Linked DNA regions of Homo sapiens: region 1 is linked to region 2. A link is a contact called in ENCODE Hi-C or POLR2A ChIA-PET data. All regions are on one chromosome and are shown on one strand. Each heading gives the region's core, a stretch centred on a gene start or an enhancer-like site at or near the end of the contact. The rest is flanking DNA. Distances are from core to core; before and after follow the strand shown. Region 1 overlaps MAGI1 (membrane associated guanylate kinase, WW and PDZ domain containing 1). Region 2 overlaps MAGI1 (membrane associated guanylate kinase, WW and PDZ domain containing 1).

Evidence for each region. Hi-C counts contacts between places; a loop is a spot of excess contacts on that map. ChIA-PET counts read pairs that join two places held with the same protein, here RNA polymerase II (POLR2A). Pooled maps may share reads with other maps.
Region 1: a loop to region 2 is called in a pooled map, with 2.2 times the contacts of the local background. The contact joins two enhancer-like sites. A Hi-C loop is called at or near these places in 1 of 50 pooled maps. POLR2A ChIA-PET finds 5 or more read pairs at or near these places in 6 of 52 experiments (BJ, H1, HCT116 and 1 more).

What each region holds. Positions count from the first base shown.
Region 1 is chr3:65,593,067-65,599,466 of GRCh38, reverse strand. The region is part of intron 2 of MAGI1 (membrane associated guanylate kinase, WW and PDZ domain containing 1); the gene reads left to right. Among named protein-coding and RNA genes, the nearest start is that of MAGI1-AS1, 300 kb to the left of the region's middle. RefSeq lists an enhancer at 962-1,513. Within about 2 kb of position 2,031, at least 3 of the 41 ENCODE cell types and tissues checked have a DNase peak (open chromatin) inside an H3K27ac peak, as active enhancers do.
Region 2 is chr3:65,547,770-65,554,726 of GRCh38, reverse strand. All of the region lies in intron 2 of MAGI1 (membrane associated guanylate kinase, WW and PDZ domain containing 1), which reads left to right. Among named protein-coding and RNA genes, the nearest start is that of MAGI1-AS1, 340 kb to the left of the region's middle. Within about 2 kb of position 5,271, at least 5 of the 41 ENCODE cell types and tissues checked have a DNase peak (open chromatin) inside an H3K27ac peak, as active enhancers do.

The DNA of each region.
Region 1 (6,400 bases), core at 782-3,281, 48 kb before region 2:
CAGTGAGTGACTAGAAGGAAAAGGGGCCTTAGACATGCTGTCCTTCCACACCCTGGATTTTTCAGATGGACATGCCTAGGTTTACTGAGTAGCAAATATGAAGGAACAACATTTATTTTCTCATCTGCTATGAAATCCAGCCGATACTGCATTCGAAGGAAAGATCTGTGCTGCCTTGTTATCTAAATGGCCCACTGCCCTCTCACCTTTCTCCCGCACCCGTAAAGCCTGCTTTGCCATCCTATGATCCACCCATTTGTAATCTAGCTTCTGCATTGCCTCCCCCAACATACCCCAGAAAGAGGTATGCCCTTGCTTCCTTTCCCCTCTTGCCCTATTTTCTTGGCATTCTTCCTCTCAGAACATCTTGCAGCCCCTTTATCTCCTCCTGTCCAAGTTGTAGTAATGAATTCTTGGAGGATGCTTGCACGTGACTCTGTAGCACCTGGATTATGAGAAGGAAGGCAGTGGATAGCGTCCTTTCTTTGACAGTCTGGAGGCATTCACTCTCTTGCTACAAGGTGTAGCTTCAGCAATGACTGACCATTTGAAAATAGAGAAAACTTACCTTTCCAAAGCTAGAGGTCTCTCAATAAAGTTTTCTCACTAAGGTGGATGAAGAGGAAGGATCCCTCAAAAGAAACAGGGTGGAGGTGATACCGCCGGCTCTTAGAGAATCTTTTAAAGAGGCAGCTTTGCCAACCATCTGCACCAGAGGCCAGCCTCCCCCTATCCACTATCCTATCACTCCTTAAAAACAGTGAGTTTTAATGACATAGAGGTGAGCAGTAGAGAAGCAGCTTGATTCTGAGTCAGATTGTACCTTTGATTCTTGAAGTGTCAATTCCTTGAAAGTGGATCCTTCAAATTCATTTTCTAAGCCACTCCATCGTCTTTATTTTAACTCCAAAGGAAGACAATTATTTCAAACATAAGAGTTATTATCTATTGGAATTCCTTCCAAAGTTGGGGAAGAGGCAGAAAGGCAGAAGTCAGTTTCATCAGAAGGGACTTCTGTCCCTTGCTCTTGGGAAGTCAGGGTTGTATCCCTAACCAAGAAAGGGAGTCACGCCCCTTCCCTCGCCCTCACCCACCCACTCATGCACTCAGCCTCCAGCATGTCGCAAATGGGGCAACCCTATTTCCCGCCTTTCCATGTCCAGGGGCTCCCACAGGGCCATGCGGGTGATGGGGACCTGACACGCCCCAGCAGGGAGAGGCTCGCTCAGTCCCCGCCCCCTCCGCAGGTGCAGCCCCCTAATCCCCCCGGCCTAGATATCCGGCAGCCTCTAGGAGCCCGGGCTCTGTGATGTAATGCTCTTTTTTCACACTCCCGGCTTAAATACAGATGGAAATTGTTGTCATGTGTTAGAAATGTCGCCAGTAATATAAAAGGCGCAAGCCTGGGCATCTTCTCTCCCTTCTCGCACCATCAGCTGCTCCTGCTGCCAGCACCTCTTCCCTCGAAAAACCGCTCTGTGGTCAGGTGGCCGAGGCGCCCCCAGCTCTCCCAGGAAGGGGTTCGGTCCCACCCCCCCCCCACCCCCGCCTCTCTTTACAGCCGCTGCAGAGCCAAGGACCAGCGTGGTGGGAGGCGGTTTCAGGCTCACAAAGGGAAGGATTAATCTTGGCGATTGGGCTGGGGTTTGCAGGCAAGTACAAGTGGTCCATGATCTCCTCTCGCCACCCCTCCACCGCCCCCTGCCCACCTCTGGATTCGAACGCTCCGCTGCCGGAGGAAGCCTGGGGACAGGCAGGCGGCGGCAGAGGCTCCCTGCCACCGGAGGTTTGAGCTTGGGTTGTGGGAATATCCATGGAGGTGAAGATGCCGTGTGTGGTGTGTGGACCAGGGAGGAGGGGCGGGGAGAAACCCGGCCAGCTTGGGAGGGCCAGATGGCTGCGGCTGCGTTTTAATTCACCAGGCAGGCCCGTTTGGCCAGGCTGGGAGGAAGGGGGAGGGGGGAGAAAAAAAAATCAGAGGTCAGTGGATAGGGAGAGGCCGGGCTCTGGAGCAGATGCCTGGCGAACAATGGGGCTTTTGAAGGGGATGCTGGAGGAAGTGTGGCGCGCGCTTTGTATTGCCTCCTCCGCATTGCAGGTTGGAATCGGGCAGCTAAATTTTAATGAAGTGCATTCCAAAGTGTGCTCGTCAGCCCGGGCTTTTGGAGCGAGGGGCTCGGCTGAATGGGGACTGGGGGTGGGAGGGGGAGGGGGCCGGCGAAATGAGTTCCTGATGGATGGTAAAGGAGGAGATGAAAGCCTGCTCAGTGTGGAGGGCAGGGGAAGGGAGGGGGGAAAAATCAGTACGTCCCCGTGCATATTAATAGGCTCCAGCAGGTGTTGGTAAATGTATGTTGCTGCATTGTTCCGGCGCCCAGGCTGGGGAAGGCAGGGGAGAGGGAGAGCTGCTTCCCCGGGCAGCGCGGTGGGCAAATGCCTTTGCACTTTGGAGGGCTTTGTAAGCTCTCGGGGAAAATTAGAAACGGAAGGGCTGCGATTCTCCTCTGTCCGTTTTCCTATTTCTAAAAGGAAGAATGTACATGCGGAAGGCTTTTTAAGTTTGCTTCCTGGAAATTAACATTTGTATGTTAGAGCACTGTGTTATCTAGGTAAGAGATGTATGTCTGTGGGCATCAGAAAACAGAATCCAGAGTCTGGCTTGCTGAGTGCTTGGGAGCTAAAAGGCTTTTCTCCCTGTCTGGTTCTGTAAGTGAATGGGCCAAACCCGGAAGGCTGGGGGATTTTTGAAGATTCAGGAAGGCTATGCCTCCCTTCCTCTTCCTAAGTCCTAAGTCTAACTGACCTGGGTACCAGGGGGCAATGGAGTGTACAAGGAAGCTGTCTTGTCCACAGTGTTGGTATATAGACTTTGTCTCACACACAAAGGGAGTGGATTTGTGCCTGAACTAAATTATTTGAGGGTATGTATGGCTTATTTTTAAGGATTAGGTATGTTGGGCCCTTTTCTCTTTCCCAGAGTTTACCATGCTCAACACCCTGTCAACTGAGAATCAATTAGGAGACTACTTATGAGTGTGTGCTAGCCAAATAACCCTTGCTGGTTTATAGTGTTGTTTGTTTTACTACTCCTCTTGAATGAGTATTCAGTGCTTTCAAAAGATTCGGACACATTTGTTGGGGGTTTCAGTAAAACGGGAAGCTTTTGCATGAGGGCATTGTGACTTTTATATTGAAAACATAAAAATTCCATATGCACATGGTAACCCACGGAATGACATACTGTCTTTGGGGTTCTGGGAAAATAAATGCATTTCTTAGTTGAGAAAAGCTTGTCTTTTATCATCTATAAGGCTCATACTTTCTGAAAAACTGTTGTTTTTTGATCACTTGGAAGCCTGTATTAATTAGATATGAAGTTGGATTCTTTTCGTGATTTAACTTGCACTGAAACTCGTCGACAAGGCGCAGCTCATCACTTGCCAATGAATTTTAGTGCTGTTGAAAGCTTTAGCAGTTTAATGGTATCAACAGAGACTCGATTCCTCCATTTCTCAACTGAGCAAACAGAAGCAGTCTGCCCCTGTCTCTCAATGCCTTTCCTCTTTTGGCTTTGGGAAAGGGGATGGGGCAGAGGGAAAGGATTCTTGATGAGGATACTCCTAACTCCCCACCCCCACCCTACCCACCCTACCCACCCCAGAGAGTTAAAAACGGAAGCTTACCCATTTGCTTCCCCATGTAGTTTCTTTCTTAGGCTGTATATTTCAAGTTGTATTTCTGTGTTTAAAAAGATGCTTGAGGTTTGGTGTTTGGATTTGTTGTGTTTGTGCTAGAGAGACGTGGAATCGGTCCGTTATTCTTTTTACTCAATTATGGCTCTTAAATCGGTCTGTTCCTATGATTAGACTTGAGGCTCCTCTCCCGATCCTTGCTGAGCAAAAGCATGGGCATGTGTGTTTGATATGAAACCACCCCCAGGGGAGACTAGAGCCTCACTGCCTCTTCAGTTTAACTGTGGCCAGAAGAGGCAATTTGTGAGGTGGCCCCTGGTGTGTCCACTGGAACTACCAACCCTGAGTCTAGATTCTCTAAAAGCTTGTGGCAAAACAGTTTCACATGGGCTTTATTAACAGAAAGGAGCTCTTTGAACCTATACGTTTGATACCCAAGACTGTTTTTGTGATAAACAGTTGTATGGATCTTTGACATTCTTGTGTATAAGAACAGAAACTATGCCCATGAATTAATGGTGCCATAGAAGTAATGACTATAGCTGATTTTACTAAGACACATCTAGCAAAGGCTTCTGATGAGGCAGCCTCTCCTTTCCCCTTGTTTTCTATTCATTCTTGGCATATGGATGGGGGTAGAGGAGTGGAAAAAGAAGACAGAGAGAATAAGATCTCCATATTTACAAAGGAGCTAAACACCGTGCTTAATTGACACCAGTTATTGAAAAATTTAATTGTAATTTCTCTTTGACCCTGTGCTGCGTAATATAAAGCAGGTGATGTGATACCGACTGAAACTGCCTGTTTAATGATTTCAATAAATAAATACACAGACCCATGCATTATTCTGATGTTGGCTTATTAGGCTTGCATGGAATAGAATTTGGGAGACACTGAGCACTGAAGGTAAAAGGGTTTCTAAAGCTGAAAGTAAATATAGAGTTGATAGTACTAGAAAAAGCTAAATCAAAAGACACCCCCCCATCAGAATACTGCAGATATTTCTTTTTCTTTGCAACTGTATTTGCATAACAAAATTCTGTTCATTTAGTAATCACCATTTTCTCAGCATGTTTGTTTTTTCCTTTGAAAAAAAAATTTCTTATGTTGATAATCAGACCCCAAATATTTGAATGTAAGCACATCCCTCGCAGTCATACTGACACCCTCTGGCACCAGAAAAACTGTCATAGCATTTTTTGAGATGTCTGGTGGGAAGAAAGCAACAATGCCAGCCATTAATTCAGTAACTCTGCTGATCTCTGTGTCTGATAGTAGGCCAGCTGTTGATGACTTTTAGGCTTTTGAAGTGTTATAAACACTAAAAATGTAAAGATGCTGCCTTCCTTTGCTTCCTCGGTCTTGTTGACAAGTTTCTGCTACTGTTGGCCTTCAGTAAATTTACATGACTAATTTGGGATGTCAACACTCAGGAAAATTATGACTAAACAATGTTTCTAAATAGTGGGATCTGGGATTTGCCATTTTGTTATTGGTAAACCTGTTTGACAAGTGATTCCATTTGATAAAAATGGCACTCAATCCACTTGCTTTTCAAGAATCTAGTGAGTTGATGACTGATGCCATCTAGATATCTGGTTTGGTTTTGTTTTTTCAAATACAGTCCTTGAGCTGCTGTTGCTGATTATTATTTCTTCATCCATGGCGGTTGACATCCTTAAAGTTTTGATAGGTGGCCAGATTCAAGAATAAAAACAGGATGGAGAAAATGTTACCTGACTTTTACCAAAATGTTTGAGAAGATCTGAGGCATGAGAGTAAAGGGGAGGTCTTGGGCTTGAAAGTGACTCATCAGGCTGAATGTTCTTGAGCGAAAAGATTTTTAAATGATTATCTGACCTGAAAGGGCAGGAAAAGAAAAAAACATATTTCTTTTAATTCCATTCTGTGAGGCTTTTGTTTGTGGAGATTTTTAAATTATTTCTCTTTCAATATCCCAATATAACTATATCCATATAATGAGATATCAATATGTTTCCCGTATTTCTATATCTAGTCGTAAGCACAATGCTTAGCAGGTAATACACGTTCAATAAATACTTGAATGAATGGACACATTAAGAACTTTGACCTTATGCAGTCATTATGAAGTTCAGGCTGTTTCCTAGAGTGCTATTGTAATTATCAAAGCAATGCAAAAAAGTACAACTCCTTGAAAAATCATTTTGAAAATAGAAAATGAAACATAAGTTTGTTTGTATTTAATGATACATATTATTTTCCACCAACCAGATAGTTTATCCTATATTCTATTGGAAGTAAAAAATCATTTAGATTTCTACTCTGCTCACTGTTGAATTGTTCTGAAAAGTTCATACTGCTCGCCTGATTAAAGAATCTCCTTTCCCCCCCATCCTTCACAATCTACTAGTCCTTGCATCTGAATTATTGCACTGGGTATATTTCTTTGCCACAATAAAGATTAGATCAGTGGGAATCTACAAATTTGACAAAGACTGTATGAAATAACTTGGCTATAAGACAGTAAGTGCTATAATTTTCTCATTAATTGTGGAGTCATGCCAAAGAGAGTTGCTTTAAAAATACATGATTATAGATAGTGACCTGAAAGGGAAGCCAAAAAAGTCTGTAAACATTTAAACTCCTTTTTATGAGGCTTAACACTCCAGTTTATGGATGCTTTTGCTATATCCCTTTCTAGCTTGGGACTTTTTAATTTACTACTT
Region 2 (6,957 bases), core at 4,022-6,521:
TGTGCTAGAAAGATTTCATGAAGGAAGTGGGACCTTTGGTGGGTTTGATGTAGGTATGAGACTTGGATGGACAGAAGGGTAGAAAGAGGATTTTTCAGGCAAAATGAACTGTGCCTAAAAGTATCTATTCTGGAGCACTTTGGTGTTGTGTTGCTTCTTCTTTGCATGTGTAAATGATGGGTAATCTTAGCTGACTCATTAAGAGAGGTGATCACCCTTGTCCAGCTGCCCTGATGCTTTGCGTCTCTCTTTTTCCCATCGGTAAGAAAGTAAGAAGGTCTTCTTGGTTTATGCTCAACCCCAGCCTCCAACAGACTTTTTATTGTTGGATTCAGGCTTTGGTTTCCTGGGTGTCAGAGCTGATGTGCCTCTTGTCATCTTTTGTCAGACTTTACTCAAATCTTCTCTAGTCTAGGGATATAGAATCATATGTTTATTTTGATGATTATTACTGTTATATTTGCTAATATTTAGCAAGCACTGCATGACTCTATATCACATAGTGCCAAAGTGACTCTTGACCATGCCTTCTCAAAGGGAAGTGATGTCTCTCCTAAGGGAGGTGAATACTGGTTCTTGGGGAGTGAAACAAAACTTACCCTTTTTATGTAGAAAGTACAGATCTACCTACAATACCTAAACAGATATACAGTATATCTGTGGTATTACAATTTCACTGGAAAGCAGGGGTTGATTAGGAGAAAAAAATCTAAAAAAGCTCATTGCTTAGAGCAATAACGAAGAAAAGGGTGAGCAACACTACTGTAGTCCAAATGATTTGCCTATATTGTCTCATTTAATTTTATAACATTACCTCGAGGAAAGTATTCTCAGTTTCTTCATTTGTATTTTGTAATAGAGATAATGAGAATTAGCGAAACTGAGAATTAGCCCAAGTGAGTATGGATCATGGGGATACCCACTCAGGACAGACAGACTGCAGAGTCCAAGGTCTAAACATAGTTCATTGCTGTCCATTTGTAACCTTACTCACATTAAAAAACAAATAGAAAGTCCATGGAAAAAATATATAGCATATCCTAAAACCAGGGAAAAACTTTTGGACTCTTATTTATTCATTTGTCTTAATATGTCCCCTTGCACCGCTGTTATTAGGGCTGATAATTATAGTGCACTCTATATACACTTGCGACATTGATGTCAGGATTCTGGTCAGGCACAGGTATCTCATCACCGTGTCTGTTCACTGTTACATCTCCATTGTCTAGAACAATGCAGCACATATGAAGTGCTTTAAAAAATGTGTTGACTGAATAAAGGAGACGGGATGTTATATTAAAAAAATTTTTTTTTCAAAGCCAAACTGAATTCATTCTGTTTAATGTTAGGGCAATACTGTTTACACTTAAAAAATAAATGAACATGACCAAAATGTAGGACAAGGCTCATACCTACCACAGAGAATATAAGTTCTGGGTGGCCAAGTGAGTTTGATGTAGAAACTACCTCTAGCTACTTACACTCCAAATGTATGACTTAATATTGTTATACCGTGCATAGCTGATAGATTAAATCAGACTTAATTTTTCCATCCATCTTCAGGGGCTCAAAAAAAAAAACCAACAACTCAGTATTGTTATTTTAAATAGAATGGTATTAATGCAGTTGAGTGAAGTTATAATTAAGGCATCTTTTTTTCTTTTTCATCTGAGTATCAGGAATAGCTATTTATGTTTGAAGTGGGGACTAAACATCCCTTAGATGTATTACCACGCTGAACAGATCAGCAAAAACCTCAAGTTGCAGGAGGATATAATTCCCTCTCCTGGAGAAATTTTACGTTTACCATCTGTGAACAGGAGACATAAGTTAATCAGGATATTACACAAAACCTATTAATTCATCTCATAATTAAACCAAGGCATAACACATGCATCTGGTTGAAGGTTCATATGTCATGTCAAGAGTGGCTGTGGAATGAATTAAGTTAGATTTCCTAAACTTCCCTCTGTAGGCAGATGCAAATTTCAGTTTTCACAGGCCCTTCCCGAAGTAAGTAATTCATAGGATCAGGGCCCCAAGAAAAGCTAGATTTGCTCAAAGGAGGCCCATTTTCATCTATATGAGTGGAGACAGACAAAAGAATGGTGACATCACCACCAAGCCCTCATTTTCTTGTCCCCAGTTGCATTTACCCATAGTCTTGAGAGGGCTTCTAAGAAAATCTATCATGAGTGCAAATGAAACTAGCAAGTTGTGTAGCTCAGAATCCAAGAGTGGTTAGGAATTTTGCTGGCTGCTTCAAAGGATAAGCCACTCTTTTACCCCTGTATTAAACGGAAGCTTCTTTTGGAAATGGGTTCAAATACCTTTTTTCTCTAAATCACTGTTTGCTTTTAATTCTCATTTTCCCACTCCCCTGAAGCTTATAAGATTTGGCATAATTAGATGTTCATGTTGGGAAATTGGAATGGGGACACACACACACACACACACACACACACACCCCTATACACACTCCTGAGCTGAGCCCTATTACCTGGACAGGCTGTACTCCAATCCTCTTCATCAGAGAGGGTGGGTGCTTCAGGGCTTCTAATTACAGGCTTTCTGCCTCCTAACCCTCAGCCTTTGAGAACCCTCTCAGCAGGAATGCCGTGTACTACAGACACTCCATTCCAAACAATGAATGACCTAATATAATTATTTGAAATTGAAAATCACTTTCACTCTGACAGGAATATCTCACTGCCTCCCCCACTTTGGAGTTAGCAACTTACACATTCCTTTTCTGCCTCTTATCAGCATCAGGCTTATCTAGTCCTCTGATGAGCCCCACACAGGGAAATTGTACCAGCTTTGCTTTGGTGAACCTCTCATGTCAAATTGCTCCTCTTTGTCTGCTTTAAAAAGAGACAGGAGTAAATGTGATGTTACTCTCTTAGCTAATGCATTTATGCATTTCCACACTTGTGAAGGAAGGTCTGTTTCAGATGCTTAGTGTGGATTGTATAGTCTTCTGCTTCTGTAAGTCACATGGAAAAATCATTCTAGTATTATGTGAAGTGTAACAAATAATTGCTTTTGGCTTTCTTCTTGGGTGTGTTAGTCCATTTTCACACTGCTATAAACTTCCCTGAGACTGGGTAATTTATAAAGGAAAGTGGGCCGGGCGTGGTGGCTCACGCCTGTAATCCCAGCACTTTGGGAGGCCGAGGCGGGCGGATCACGAGGTCAGGAAATCGAGACCATCCTGGCTAACACAGTGAAACCCTGTCTCTACTAAAAACACAGAAAATTAGCCGCGCGCGGTGGTGCGTGCCTGTAATCCCAGCCACTCGGGGAGCTGAGGCGTGAGAATCGCTTGAACCAAGGAGGCAGAGGCTACAGTGAGCCAAGATCATGCGACTGCACTCCAGCCTGGGTGACCGTGTGAGACTCCGTCTCAAAAAATAAAAATAAAAAAGGAAAGTGGTTTAATTGACTCACAGTTCCTCATGGCTGGGGAGTCCTCAGGAAACTTAGAATCACGGCAGAAGGGGAAGCAGGCACCTTAACAAGTCAGCAGGAAAGAGAAGCAAGCGAAGGGAGAAGAGCCCCTTATAAAACTCTTAGATCTCCTGAGAACTCACCATCATGAGAACAGCATGGCAGAAATCGCCCCCATGATCCAGTTACCTGTCTCCCTCCACACATGGGGATTACAGGTCTCTCCCTGGACACATGGGGATTACAATTCCAGATGAGATTTGGGTGGGGACACAGAACCAAACCTATCACTGGGAATTCCGTTTCTTTTTAAGACAGGGTCTCTGTTGCCCAGGCTGGAGTGTAGTGGCACAGTCACAGCTCATGCAGCCTCAGACTCCTAGGCCCATGCAATCCTCTCACCTCAGCCTCCCAAGTAGCTGGGACTACAGGTGCATGCCCCCACACCCAGATAATTTTTGTATTTTTTTTTTTTGTGGACATGGGGTCTCCCTCTGTTGTCAAAGCTGGTCACAAACTTCGGGGCTCAAGTGATCCTCCTGTCTTGGCCTCCCAAATTGCTGGGATTGTAAGCATGAGCTATGGTGCTTAGCCTTGGGAATTCCAGTTCTTCTTGCCATTCCAGGCAGTGATGTGAGCATGCTGGGGGCCAATCCCAGTTTAGTCAAATTGATTGTTTCCCATCACTATTGCTGTGGTCCACCTGAAACTAAAACTAAAGTTGTATATGAATAAAAGGAAGAGCTGCCCGGAGGTGACAGGTTCAAACAGGGCTCTCTGGGATTTTCTTCTTGGCCTAGAGAGTCCAATTTCTTTCAAGTTTTATTCTTGCCAGTGAAGAGGTGAGATATCATCCAGAACTCAAAAGGGTGTGATGCCCTCTTGGCCTTAGAAGTTTACTAAAAACAGTAGCATGGAGAGACCAAGATCCAGGACTTTGAACTTGGACTGACCTGGGGCATTGCTCCAGCATTTCTTAGCTGAGTGACCTTTGGCAATTACTTAACCTCTCCGAGCTTTGTCTTTCTGATCTTTAATAAAAAGACAAATACTTAACCCCCTCCTGGGGTCTCTTGAGGGTGAGATGCATCAGATTTGAGGCTAAAGAGTAGGACCAGGATAGAAACTTAAGGGCCCTTGAATGCAGAGCTAATGTGGGTAGCTTTTCTTCTATGGAATGGGGCCAGCAGAGGTTTCCACTGAGAAGAGGGAAGATGTGATTCTGTCTGTATTAACCAAAGTGCCAGGTGGTGGACCCAGAACACACAGGCTTTTAAAATGTTCTGTACCAGAAGAGAATTTTTTGGCTCATAGTAATCACTTAATAAAATGGCAGATGCTATTTAATGATAATCATAAGTAAAATAGTGGTGATGATGATAATGAAAGGTTCAGCTCTCTTCCTGCTGTATTTCGAAGTCAACCCCACACTCCCGTGTTTGACCGGCACCTCCCTATTCATTTCAAGGTGCTAGCAGCTCTTGGTGGGCCCCTCTTACCCTGGCTACCCAGGGCCAGAACCATGTGACTCCCTTCCCCTAGTGGGTGCCCTGAAAGCCATATTTGTCTCCCACCCCTACCCCCGTCCAAGGCCCTGAGGATGGGGGCGGGCAGGCAGTCGCGCACTCCCGGGGGGCGTGTAGAGGGGTACCAGCCGCAGCCCGGAGTGTGAATAGCGCGCATTGACGCCGCTGCCGCCCGAGCGGGCTGGGGACACCCTGGCCGAGCCTACTGCCTGCGAGCCCCATAAAAGGAGCAGCTGCCGCCGGGCCGCTCAGACGCGCGGGGATGAGGCGGGCGGCCACCGAGCGCGCGCCTGGGCTCCGGCAGTGACCGAGGCGAACTCCGGGGCCGCTCCGGGGCCCGCAGGTAACGGTTTTGTCCTTGGGTTTGGAAGTGACAGCAGGAAGAGGGGAGGGGAGGGGGTTAGGAAGGGAGGAAGGAGACTGGGCGGGAATGAGGAAGAGGGAAGACGGAAAGAGGGAGGAAAGGGAAGGAAGGAGAAGGCGAGGAAGTGGCCGCGCCGGGGAGCGGCTGGAACGCGCTGCACTTGCCGCCCGCCCGGGCGTTCAAGTTCCCCCTTCCCGCCTCCCCAGGCTGGCGGTCGCGTCCCTCCCGCGCCCGGAGGCTCCAGCCAGCCATGTTTCTTGGGCGAGCATCTCGGCCCGCGCCCCGGAGCGCAGGGCCCGAGCAGGGGCCGCCTTGGCTGCGGCGCCAGGGCAGGTGCAAGGAGACGCGGGCGGCCCATCAGCCGCAGGCTCGTTCCGCCTAGGGCCAGGGTCCCTTGAAGTACAGTTTACTTTGGCTCCAGTGGGTTGAGAGCCAGGTTCCCTTCCCCCTTGCTGCCTCCCGTTCCCGCCGACCCCGCTTCCCTGGCCTGCTGCCACTTAATGAACTGTTGGCTCACCCCACCCCTCCAGTAGCCTGCATTTTGAGCTTAAGAGTGTTGTTTGCAGCCGGGAGCGGTGGCTTACACCTGTAATCCCAGTACTTTGGGAGACCGAGTTGGGTGGATTACTTGAGGTCATGAGTTCGAGACTAGCCTGGCCAACATGATGAAACCCCCTCTCTATTCAAAATACGAAAATTAGCCCGGCGTGGTGGCGCATGCCTGCCGTCCCAGCTGCTAGGGAGGCTGAGGCAGGAGAATAGCTTGAACCTGGGAGGCAGAGGTTGCAGTGAGCTGAGATCGCGCCACTGCACTCCAGCCTGGGCGAGAGGGAGAGACTCCGTCTCAAAAAAAAAAAAAAAAAAAAAAAAAAAAAGAGTGTTGTTTGCATAAAGCTGGGCTCAGCTGGAGCAAATGGAGAGGAGTTGAAAAGGGAGGCCCTTTTGTGCAGAGCCTTATTGTAGAGCCACTTTTCTCCCCTGGCCCTGAGCCTCTGGTGGTCCCCAGTGCAGGGAGAGGGGATGGTAGGGTGCCTAGGCCTTCTTGCGAGCTGTGTGCCAACTGCCCCTCTTGTCCCTCATTGGGATGCTTCATCTGTGGGCGGAAGGCTCCTCTGAGGTGGTGAGAGCCTCATTTCACCTGGGATGCCCCCAATACCCCATGGCTCTAGTTTCTGTGGCTTCCCTGCTCACTCACAGGAAATGTAACTTCTGGCAATCAGGCCTGTCTGCCATGAGCAGAGCTTCTTCCTCCAGAGCAAAGCGTATTCACATCAGACTGAATGGGTTCCAGTCTGCAGAGCTGGTTATTGCTGGTTATTGCCGCAGGGTTGCAGGAGGTTATTGGAGACCTTTGCTTGAGGAGCTCTGGGATGGTAGTTTTGGAGTTCCTCAATTACTTCATTTACTCCTCATTTGAACATTGTTCTTAACTTTTCTTCATTGTTCTAAGCTCCCAATGAACTTCATAGTTGACCTTTTTTCTCAACATGTGGTATGTTTGAACTCCAGGCTCTGCCCTGAGTCTGGGATAGAACATACCTGATTGTAATTCTGTTATGGAGTGAATATGGGCAAATAACCATAGTTGCAAGCTGTATGGAGTACCTAAACATAGGG